Linked DNA regions of Homo sapiens: region 1 is linked to region 2. A link is a contact called in ENCODE Hi-C or POLR2A ChIA-PET data. All regions are on one chromosome and are shown on one strand. Each heading gives the region's core, a stretch centred on a gene start or an enhancer-like site at or near the end of the contact. The rest is flanking DNA. Distances are from core to core; before and after follow the strand shown.

The links. Hi-C counts contacts between places; a loop is a spot of excess contacts on that map. ChIA-PET counts read pairs that join two places held with the same protein, here RNA polymerase II (POLR2A). Pooled maps may share reads with other maps.
Region 1: a map of dorsolateral prefrontal cortex shows a loop between it and region 2 (2.1-fold over the local background). The contact joins the promoter of KCNMB4 here to the promoter of LINC02821 in region 2. A Hi-C loop is called at or near these places in 2 of 168 maps with a recorded cell type or tissue (both dorsolateral prefrontal cortex) and 1 of 50 pooled maps. POLR2A ChIA-PET finds 5 or more read pairs at or near these places in 1 of 52 experiments (HEK293T).

Annotation. Positions count from the first base shown.
Region 1 is chr12:70,363,008-70,368,527 of GRCh38, forward strand. KCNMB4 (potassium calcium-activated channel subfamily M regulatory beta subunit 4) reads left to right here and starts at 3,283. Exons shown (of 3, transcript NM_014505.6): 1 at 3,283-4,063. The coding sequence starts at 3,728. RefSeq lists a silencer at 3,099-3,338.
Region 2 is chr12:70,177,009-70,182,007 of GRCh38, forward strand. LINC02821 (long intergenic non-protein coding RNA 2821) reads left to right here and starts at 3,319. Exons shown (of 3, transcript XR_945070.3): 1 at 3,319-3,530; 2 at 3,883-3,942.

The DNA of each region.
Region 1 (5,520 bases), core at 2,033-4,532, 190 kb after region 2:
TATTTTGAATTTAAAATTCTGAGGCTAATAACAAATATTTAACACTCATAATGGAGCATGGCAAGGAAATTAATTTGGTATCAGCAAGCTGGAACTCAATTTCCTATGACATTAACAAAATCTATAATTATAGCTGCTGAATCAAGAAGAAAATATAAAATGGTTTTATATGGTTTTCTTTGTTGGATCACTCATACTTTCATCATGTGTAATATCTAGTAAAAAAGGTCTAAACTCTAGAACGTAAATTTTAATAGAAAAAGTGATTATACATTATTTTCCTATGTATTTTCGCTTTTCAAGTGTTTAGTGGCAGTTATCAAAAAACTTCATAATGTGCCAATTTTTGAAAAAATTTTCCCACCTGCTGTAAATTCCCTTCTATTCCTAGGATACAAAAGCCTGCCTTAAAATTATTTTTAGAATCTTTTATTAAAAAGTATATATACATATGATATTGTATACTGCAACTTTAGCATCAGCCACAGGACTTTTTGAATATTGATCATGAGAACAAATTATAAGTAACATGGCTTTGATGCCCTTGTTTAGACAGGCTTTATTTTTCTTTTAAATTGAACTTTATCAAGACCTGGCCATGATCCTACTGGAAAAACTACTGCAGACGATGTACATCAAATAAGTCAGTCTGGTTCTTAATATTACATTTTTAATCTTAATTGGTGGAACACTATTCAAAGAAAGGACTAGCTGCTTTTTCTGTGCTACTTCCACCTTTCACAGGGAACAGAGATTTTAAGTGACCTCAGATCTTAGCATTTCTGAGCTTTCCTGGAGTTCTTACTACCATTCTGACTTAGTAAGTGGTGACCTGTATTCTGAAACTGAGGGGCTGACATATCCAATCTTCCTTGGGAATGTGATAAAGCAGCTCCGCTTCAAGTAAGTAAAACTAATAAACACTTCCAGTGTTTCATTAAGAATAAAATAGAAATTGATTTAATTTGTGAAGTCTTAATACGTTTGACTTTCAATAAAGATGTGAAGATAAAAGTGTTCAGAGAAAAGCTAAATTAAAAACAGGAAACAGGAGAAAAAAATGTCTAGAGAACAGAAGACACAAGTTTCTTTAAATACTTTAAGAATAATTGCCAAGAAAGAAATTGACTAAATGCAGAACTGAAAGAAAATGAATTTTAAAACTTCAAGAATTTCAGTTAAAATAAGATAGAATTTTCTGATTTTGTTCCCTAGACTTAGACCACCGTACTTCAGTTTTGAGGCAGAGGTTTCATTCACAGAAGACTTTGAGCTCTGGAATCATTGAAAAACGAACCATATTCATTAAATTATTGGTAGTCCCCCAACTGCTGTGCATTAATAGGAATTAATTCTGCCTCATTTCAGTTCCTCAACATACTGAGCTAGAATAATTGTATCTTGTTATTTGTTCATCATTGCTTCAGATCTTAGACATAGCTTTTCCTTTCTTGGAAAAGAAGATTATAACAATAGAAAAAAAAGATTATTTCCTATGTTTTTTATTTTTCCTGCAATAGGAAAAAGATTCAGATTGAAGATTTGTGATTTTCGGTTATGCTATTTCAATTATTAAACTCACTTTTAAGCAATGTAATCACAATTGTCTTTATGCTAACAGGAAAAGAATACAATTCTTACATTTAAATTAAAAAAAGAAAATCTCAAAACCTGAAAGGTATTAGAGAACAAAGCATCTTCCTAATTTGGACGTTTTTCAAACTCTACATCTTCTTAATTTATTGAGAAAAAGACACTTAGGATCTTCCTGTAATTAATTTGCCCATTGCTGGGAAATACTTGTTACCTGTCATAATGTAGTGCTTCAAAATAACGTTATCAGAACTGCAGTCGAAAGGTACTCAATACCAGTTAAGTAACATTTGAAGTCCAGGAAAGAGAAGTCAAGAATTCCATGATTCCATGTTTCCGTATTCATCAGGAACATAATTAAGAGTTTATTCATTTGAGACTTACAAGCAAACAAAAAAAGTTTATGTAGTTTGCAAGGAAGTTAATATTCTGATTTTATTCTTCGAAATGTACATATAAATAGTTCTCAAGTTTGATTTTATGATAAAAGTGTAGTTTGGGAAAAGGTCATTCTAACTTTAAAAAGGTCGCGAAAACAATAGAGGCTGAAGCATTGTTAGCGTAATTGGGGGAGGAGGGAGCAACGGCAAGAATTAAGAGCAGAACACAGGTCTAGAAACAGTACCTGTCCCAAAGTGGGTCTGCCCGGCGCTGTCGCTTTAAGCAGCGCTCCTGGAAACCTCATCTACAAATCCTGGGGCGGGTCAGGGGTGGCAAGACTCCTAAGGAGGGAAACGACAGAAATGATTCTGTTCTTGCGAGCCCCAAAGCAAGAGTACTTTTCTGATGGGTAAAGTGGTATTTCTTTCCAGGCTGCAAAGCTCTCCACCTTTTTCCTTTGGTCTCAGTCAGCCCCAGCCATGGGGGCAAATCAAGTTGGGGTCAACTCGGCTGCCAGAGACCTAAGTTGCCACAAGGGTCACCGACGACCTAAGCAGCAAGTTTCCTTCGTCCAGCCTCCTGCCCCCACGCACATTGCCTCCACAGCAAACTCCACCTGACTCAGCTTGTTTAACTCCAATCCTGCAGCCCTCCCGGCCTCAGCAGGGTCAGGGGGCGCGGGTCTGCGCCAAGACGGTTAGGAGGCCCAAGTCCTGGGACTGGACGGTTACTGCGCTCCCTTGGGCGCAGCCGCTGGCGGCGTGGGCGCGGCTGGGTCACGCCTCCGGCACCACCGCGCGCCAGCCCGCCCGTGGCATGGGAACCTGCGATTCAGTCGTCCCCGGGGACCTCCCAGCGCACACCGCTAGCCTGGGGCTTTCACCTCGATCCGCCCGGCCTGGGCGGCTCGTGTCCTCCCACACCGCCACCCGTGCCCGCTTCCCGGGGTGCGCCCGGAGCCTGGCCGCTCTCCCTGCAGGTGACCAGTACTCGTTTGGAGTTCAAGATTCCCGCCGCTCCACTTGAACTCCACCCTCCCCTCTTATTATTATTATTATTTTAACTTCCCTCCGGTTAAGCTAAATTGATCTTAATCTTTCATCTCGGACGTCCCTCTAAGGGGAGTGAGCGAAGATTCCGATTGCAAGTCGCCGCTGTCGCTTGTGCCCGTCAGCCCCTCGCCCAAAGGAGACGCCCCCGGGCGGGGCGGGGCGGAGCGGGGCGGGGCGGAAGGGCCCGGGTCTGCTGCGGACGGGGCGGGGCGGAGCCTCCTCCTGCACGGGGGAGCCCCCGGGCTCGCCCCAGCTCAGACACTCCTAGCCTTGGGGCAGCTGCCGGGCGAGTCAGCGGAGTAGCGGCCAGCGGGCGATGGAGACAGAGAGACACCCGACGAGAGGAGGCGGGGTGGGGGAGGCGGGGAGAGTGCGGGGGCGGAGGCTGGCAGGGGGCGCTGGAAGCTGGAGCGGTCCGTGCGCTCCCCGCGCCCGAGGGTGCAGGAGGCTCTGAAGCGGCTGCTGCACCGCGGGGCCCAGGCGGCGGCTGGGGGGCTGGGGGGCGCTGCCGCCGCCGCCGCCGGGGGCGTCGCTGGCCTCGGCCCCTTTGTTCTCGCGCGCTCCCCCTCGCCGCCCACTCCCCTGCTGTCGCGCGGCGGCGGCGGTGGCGGCGGCGGCTCCTCCCGCCCGAGGCAGTCGGGCTCGGCGCCGGGGGCGGGAGGGGGCGGGGGGAGCACGCCAGCCGCCGAGAGTGGGGGGCGATGGCGAAGCTCCGGGTGGCTTACGAGTACACGGAAGCCGAGGACAAGAGCATCCGGCTCGGCTTGTTTCTCATCATCTCCGGCGTCGTGTCGCTCTTCATCTTCGGCTTCTGCTGGCTGAGTCCCGCGCTGCAGGATCTGCAAGCCACGGAGGCCAATTGCACGGTGCTGTCGGTGCAGCAGATCGGCGAGGTGTTCGAGTGCACCTTCACCTGTGGCGCCGACTGCAGGGGCACCTCGCAGTACCCCTGCGTCCAGGTCTACGTGAACAACTCTGAGTCCAACTCTAGGGCGCTGCTGCACAGCGACGAGCACCAGCTCCTGACCAACCCCAAGGTAAGAACGCCCCGCGCACCCAGGGGCTCCCCGCGAGGGAGGTTTGGAGGCAGCGTCGGTGTTAGACTCCGCGCGGGGAGGGTTCGGCGTGTGCTCGCATTGCTAGGAGGAGACCAGGTGGCGCAGGCTGTGCTCAAACCAGGAATGACTACATCAGGGAGCCCCAGGGCTCCGGTCTTTTCAGGTGGGTTTACGCGCGGCGACCAGTGGTGCCCAGAGGCTTACTTTAAAACCTGTCTTGCCTGGTCTCAGATTTTGAGGCCTCGACCCAGTCCGGGTCCTGCGCCTACCGGACTGGGTTTGGAGAAGTGCAAGGAGCCAAGAAAGTTAACTTTTCCTCCATTTAAAGCCAGTGGTTAGCGGGGATCCACCTACTCCAGCTCACGGTCAAGGTCCGAGCTTCAGCTGGTCTCATCTAGAACTCAGATGGAATGACCTTCCTTGAAAGGTCGAGGGGACTCTCGAAAGTTGTGAGAGAGTTCCTCACCTTTTCGCTCTACATAGGCATTTTCAACTTGGGGTTCAAAGATAAGCTTTTGTGGCTTGACAAACGACCCGGAATCAAATGTGGAATATTGCGGGTCCATTTTGGGAAGTACAGAGGGCTCCTAGTTTTCATGAAATAGATTCTCAAAAGAGTCTACAGGGAGCCTAGTTACCCTTTGTGTTTAGGGACAGTCAGGAGTCGTCTGGAGAACAGTAAAACTTGCTGAAAATAGAAAACCTTCAGTGAAATGTACCTAATATGACTTCTCTGACAACTTCTATTGGTCTCGAAAGCAAGCAAGAAGAAAAAGAAAAAGAAAAAAAAAAAAGATAAAACCTGGTTAGGACTCCCGGGATGGAGAGCAGAGAGAGGAAGTCTCAGAAAACTGTTCCCAATGGAGAAAAATAACTTATAAAAAGCAGTGTCCTTAGCCTGTGAACTAATTGAGCTTTGTAGTGCACCTGGTTCTGGTTCCGTTTCTACTTCCCTTGATCTTTTCTGCTCTCCTTGTTGCTTAACTATCAAAGGTATGTATCTTTTTAAAAGTTACTGACATTTTTCCTTTTTTTGAGGGATCAAGCAGAAAAACAGTCCAAAAGGGAATGCATCTTGTGTTCACAGGAAAACTTTCTGTTAACTCTAACAAGATATATTTATATTAATCCAAAAGAAAAAAATTCTACATTAATATTATAATAGTATTTAAAACAGCTTACCGTCACTCTGCAATAAAACTTGTGGTCTTACCTCCTGAACAGTAAATTCTTGAATTTGAGACATTTAGAAAATATTTCTTTTTAAAAATATGAATGACTCCTCTCAAAAAAAAAATGCTCCTGTCGACAAATGAATATTGATTTACCTTAAAAAATATCAATAATACATAAGCAGTAAATATAGGACTAAGAATATAGAATTTGGAGTATAATGTTAAAGATCTTGAAGAGGTGATAACGTCTCAAAGACAAAT
Region 2 (4,999 bases), core at 2,069-4,568:
AAAAACAAATCAATGAGACAAAACTCATCAGGAAAATTTGAAAACTAACCATACTGAACCTTCAAAAATGAAAATGTAATGAAATTTAAAACTCAATCAAAAGGTTAAAAAGCAGATTAGATACAGCTAATTAGAATTAATGAATGGATTATAAAATTGAAAAAATATTCAAATTGCAGCTCAGAGAGACAGACAGGTATAGAGAGGTTTACAAACATAGAATATAGAGTGAGAAGAGCTAATTAGCATTTCCAGGAAGAGGTCATTCAAATAAGGAGAAGTAATATTTAAAGAAATAATGACTAATAATTTTAAAAAGTTGATGAAAGACATCAATTATCATATTCAGGAAGGTCAACAAATCCTGAACAGTATAAATAAAAGAAATTCCCACCCCAACATAGAGTGAAGCTGCAAAACAACAAAGACAAGAAGAAAATCTTAAAAGCAACTAGAAAGAAATGATAGATTACCCAACAAAGGAGACACAATTAAACGACAGCTTAATTTCTTAATAATAACAATGGGCCAGGTGTGGTGTTGTGCACCTGTAGTCCCAGCTACTCAGGAAGCTGAGGTGGGAGAATTGCTTGAGCCAGGGGGTTTGAGTCCATCCTAGGCAACAGAGCAAGACCCCATTGCTTTAAAAAAAGGAGTCAGAAGATAATGAAATAATATACAATTGAAAGATCTTCTGAGAAGGAAAATAAAATAAAGACACTATCCAAAAAAAATTGAAAACAGGATTTATCACCAAAAGACTTTCACTGAGGGAACATGAAAAGAATGTACTTCAAGAGGAAGCCAGCTGATTCCAGTTGGATGTACTGAGATGCTCTTCTTAAGAAGGAATGTTGGAACTTCACTAGAACAAGACACTAATGATCCTTAGGACCACATTTACAGAAAATTGTATTTATTTCTTCCAAACGTGATTTTAGATTTACATATATTTGATTTTGCCAAGAGGTTAAAAATTCTGTAAGAACCTAGTATGCTTTCCAGGCAATATACTTTTTTAAAAAAGGTTTTTAAAAACATTACTAACAGGATGAATATAGTAGGAGAATATTTTACATTTCTGTAGTCCAAGAGACTTGCTTCTGGCTAACAAGTACATTTCTGGGAAAGCTTGCTCAATCTGAATCAGAAAGCAGAGAAAAGAAGCAGTCAGATCAGCAGGAAGAACAAATGTTGCAAATGGAAGAAAACACAGACAGATGGCTCAATCTGTGTTAGATCACACTGAACCATTGTGAAGGCAAGTAAGGACATTAATTGTTCAGAGCATGCACATAGTGAAATGGGAGGAAATTATTCATTATTTGCAGATGGATTTCCTGATACTCTACAGAAAGACTACTAACATACCTGCATAATGCTGTCCCCAGAGGAAATGAAAAGATTTGACATTTTCTCCCAAAATCGATCTTAGTTTCACATTTACAAAGAAAGAGCCTTCATTGGACTATTTATCCTTGTGGCTATTTTTATGGCTTTTTCATTGGTTTAAAGCTGAAAAATATTAGAAAAATTTGGAGTGATTTGCTTACTAAAAAGCCATATTATAAGTCCGTATTATTTCAATTGGTGCCAGATAATACTTCAGTAATTGTCATCAAAAAATGCGAGAGCTTTTTGTCAATGACAACAGTTGTGAAGAAGACAATAGTTTCTCTCATTCATGCCACATTAAAAATTAACTTTTCTACTTTTAACTTCCTTGTCCCCAGGAAGATTTGACCTCCAGAGCCAAAATTACTATTTTTAGCTACATTTATCTCAGCTGGGTATCAATAGATACCCAGTATTATCTAACTAATTTACATTACAGTGTTTCTAACTAATATTCCTTCCAGGGTTACACTTTTAAAAGAATTCTTCTTAACCAGAATGAAACACTTATTGGTAGAATGTCCAGCAACTGGCAAATTTCTAAACATCTACTGTATCAAGGTGGCATGTCAAGTCATTTAAAAAAGGACATATTTTGAGGATAATTGGCTAGCCATTTGGAAGAAAAGTAAAATTAGATCTCTACTTCAGGCCATAGACAAATACAATAAAAGATTCATGATTAATTATCATAAAGTTAAAAATAAAAGTTAAAAATTCAAAAGAAAATATAATAGGAAATGTTTTATTATTCTTTATACTAAGCCTTTCTTATGAAACAAAACTAAATAAAATTAAGAAAAATATTGAAACTTTGATTACATAAAATTTTGTGATTTTTTAAATTTTAATTTATTTTAGAGACAGAGTCTTGCTCTGCTGCCTAGGCTTGAGTGCAGTGGCACAATCATGTCACTGCAACTTTTGTTTGTCTGTTATTTTATTTTAAGTTCCAGGATACATGTGCAGGATGTGCCGGTTTGTTACGTAGGTAAATGTGTGCCATTGTGGTTTTCTGTACCTATCAACCCACTGCCTAGGTATTAAGCCCAGCACGCATTAGCTATTTTTCCTGATGCTCTCCCTCCCCCTACCCCGCCCCTCCTGACAGGCCCCAATGAATCACTGCAACTTTGAACTCCTGGGCTTAAGTGATCCTCCTGCCTCGGTCTCTCAAAGTTCTGGCATTATAGGCATGAGCCACTGCACCTGGCCTCACATAAAATTTTAAATATCATCCAGTAAGAAAGACCATATACAAAATTAAAATTATGAATGAGAAATTGAAAAGATATTTGTAACATATATGATAGACAAGGAAAGCCAGTAAAGGCAGTGTTTAAGAGCATAGGCTCAGAAATGAGATTGCATAGGTTCAGATATTAACTACACCACATCCTTAGTCTTTTGACCTTAGGCAAGTTATTTAACGTCCTTGGGCCTCAAGTTTCCTCATCTATAAGAAGGAGGTAATAATAAATCTATTTTCTTGGGTTAGCTGAGAACTATTATAATTGCCCATGATATATCAAAGGTTAATTAAATCAATAAGATAAGCGGAACTGATCTACTAGATATTGAACATGAATAAAAACCTATCTATCCATTTCATCTTATTTTCAGCTACTCCTTGGCACAAATCTTACATATCAAATTGTCCTGGTCCACATTCTCTTTAAATTGGGTGTAGATTTCTGTGATGGTTAATTTTCGATGCCAGCTTGACTGAGTTAAGGGATACCCAGCTGGTAATAACTGGTAAAGCATTATTCCTAAGTATGTCTGTGCAGCTGTTTCTGGAAGAGATTGGCATTTGAATTAGTGGACTCAGTAAGGAAGATCCACCCTCCCCCATGGATAAGCAACATCCAATTGGCTGAGGGCCTGGATAGAACAAAAGGGCAAGAGAAAGCTGAATCTGCTCGCTCTTCTGGAGCTGAGACACTCATCTTCTCCTGCCCTGGCACATCAAAACTCCAGGTTCTCTGATCTTTGAACACTGGGACTTAATCCAGCATCCCCTTACTGCCTGAAGTTCTCAGGACTTTGGACTTGGACTGAACGATGCTACCAGCTTCCCTGGCTTTCCAGCTTGTAGATGGCGTATCATGGAATTTCTCAGTCTCCAAAGTAATGTGAGCCAATTCCTATAATAACTCTCTTCTCTATCTAATCTATTAATATTTACATTTCTTATTGTTTTTCATTTACCTGGAGAACCCTAATAAAACTTCCTGTTGCATACCTTTAATGTCATCATCATTATCTCAGTCCAAAATTCTCCTTGCAGTCACTGGAAGTAAAATATTAATATCACCCATATTTTAAATTCAAACTCAAATCCTGCTTTTAATATATTATTAGTCAGCCAAAATGTTGCATTCTCTCTCTGAATTTCTAAGGAGTCTATAATACTAGTTTCTACATATAATCAAATATTGTTTTGTTCTTTCGGTGTGGAATATGTACATGTTTTATCTCCTACAGAAATTTGTAAATTTTCACAAGCAAGAATCTTCTTCTACTTCTTTAACCTCACAATGCATAGTAAGTACTTATTGTGGAAATGTTAAAATTTTTTTCTGTTTTCCATAACATTGATCTGCTACAGGCCAATCAGTGAGAATGTATATAGAATTCCCATACCCGTAATCTGTTCACCACCACCACCAACTTTCGCCCGAAACCCTTACCCTACATACACACTTAGAAAAAGAAACAAACATTTCCCAAATGGCATATGGTTCCTTTTGTTACTTGCACTTAACTAATAAATATATGAGACATGATCTGTGCTATATTTTTAGCTGAAAGGGGGAATGGGTGGAAGAGTTAAGCAGGCTATTTCAGTGTTTAAGAGAGATGATGGTGGCTTGGGCAGGATGGTAGCAGAGGAGGTCAAGATGGGATCAGGCTGGGTGTGGTGGCTCTCACCTGTAATCCCAGCACTTTGGGAGGCCCAGGTGGTGGCTCATCTGAGGTTGGGAGTTTGAGACTAGCCTGACCAACATGGGGAAACCCTGTCTCTACTAAAAATACAAAAATTAGGTGTGCATTTCTGTAACGGGTGTGGTGGTGCATGTCTGTAATCCTAGGTACTTGGGAGGCTGAGGCAGGAGAATCACTTGAACCTGGGAGGCAGAGGTTGCAGTGAGCTGAGATCGCACCACTGCATTCCAGCCTGGGCAACAGAGTGAGACTCCATCTCAAAAAAAAAAAAGAAAAAAAAAAGAGATGGGATCAGACTCCAGATACATTTTGAAGGTAAAGGCAGCATATTTGCCTGCAGACTGGATATAGTGTGAGAAAGAAAGGTCAAGGGCAAGATCCAGAATGTCAACTGCATAGCTGACTTCAGAAAATAACCAGTTCAAATCAGAGCAAATGGATGAAGAGGGCATAGGTTTCCAGATGAAATGGGCAAAATATCTTTGTTTTGAATACCTGAAAATTATATTAGTAGGCGTATAACAGATTTAGTAGAGCATATTTAAAAATTAAGAGTAGATACATAGAAAATGAACCAATAAACAAACCAGGCAATTATTAATCTTAGGAAAAAAATATTAAATATATAATAAAAGGTATATAAGCACAGGTTTAT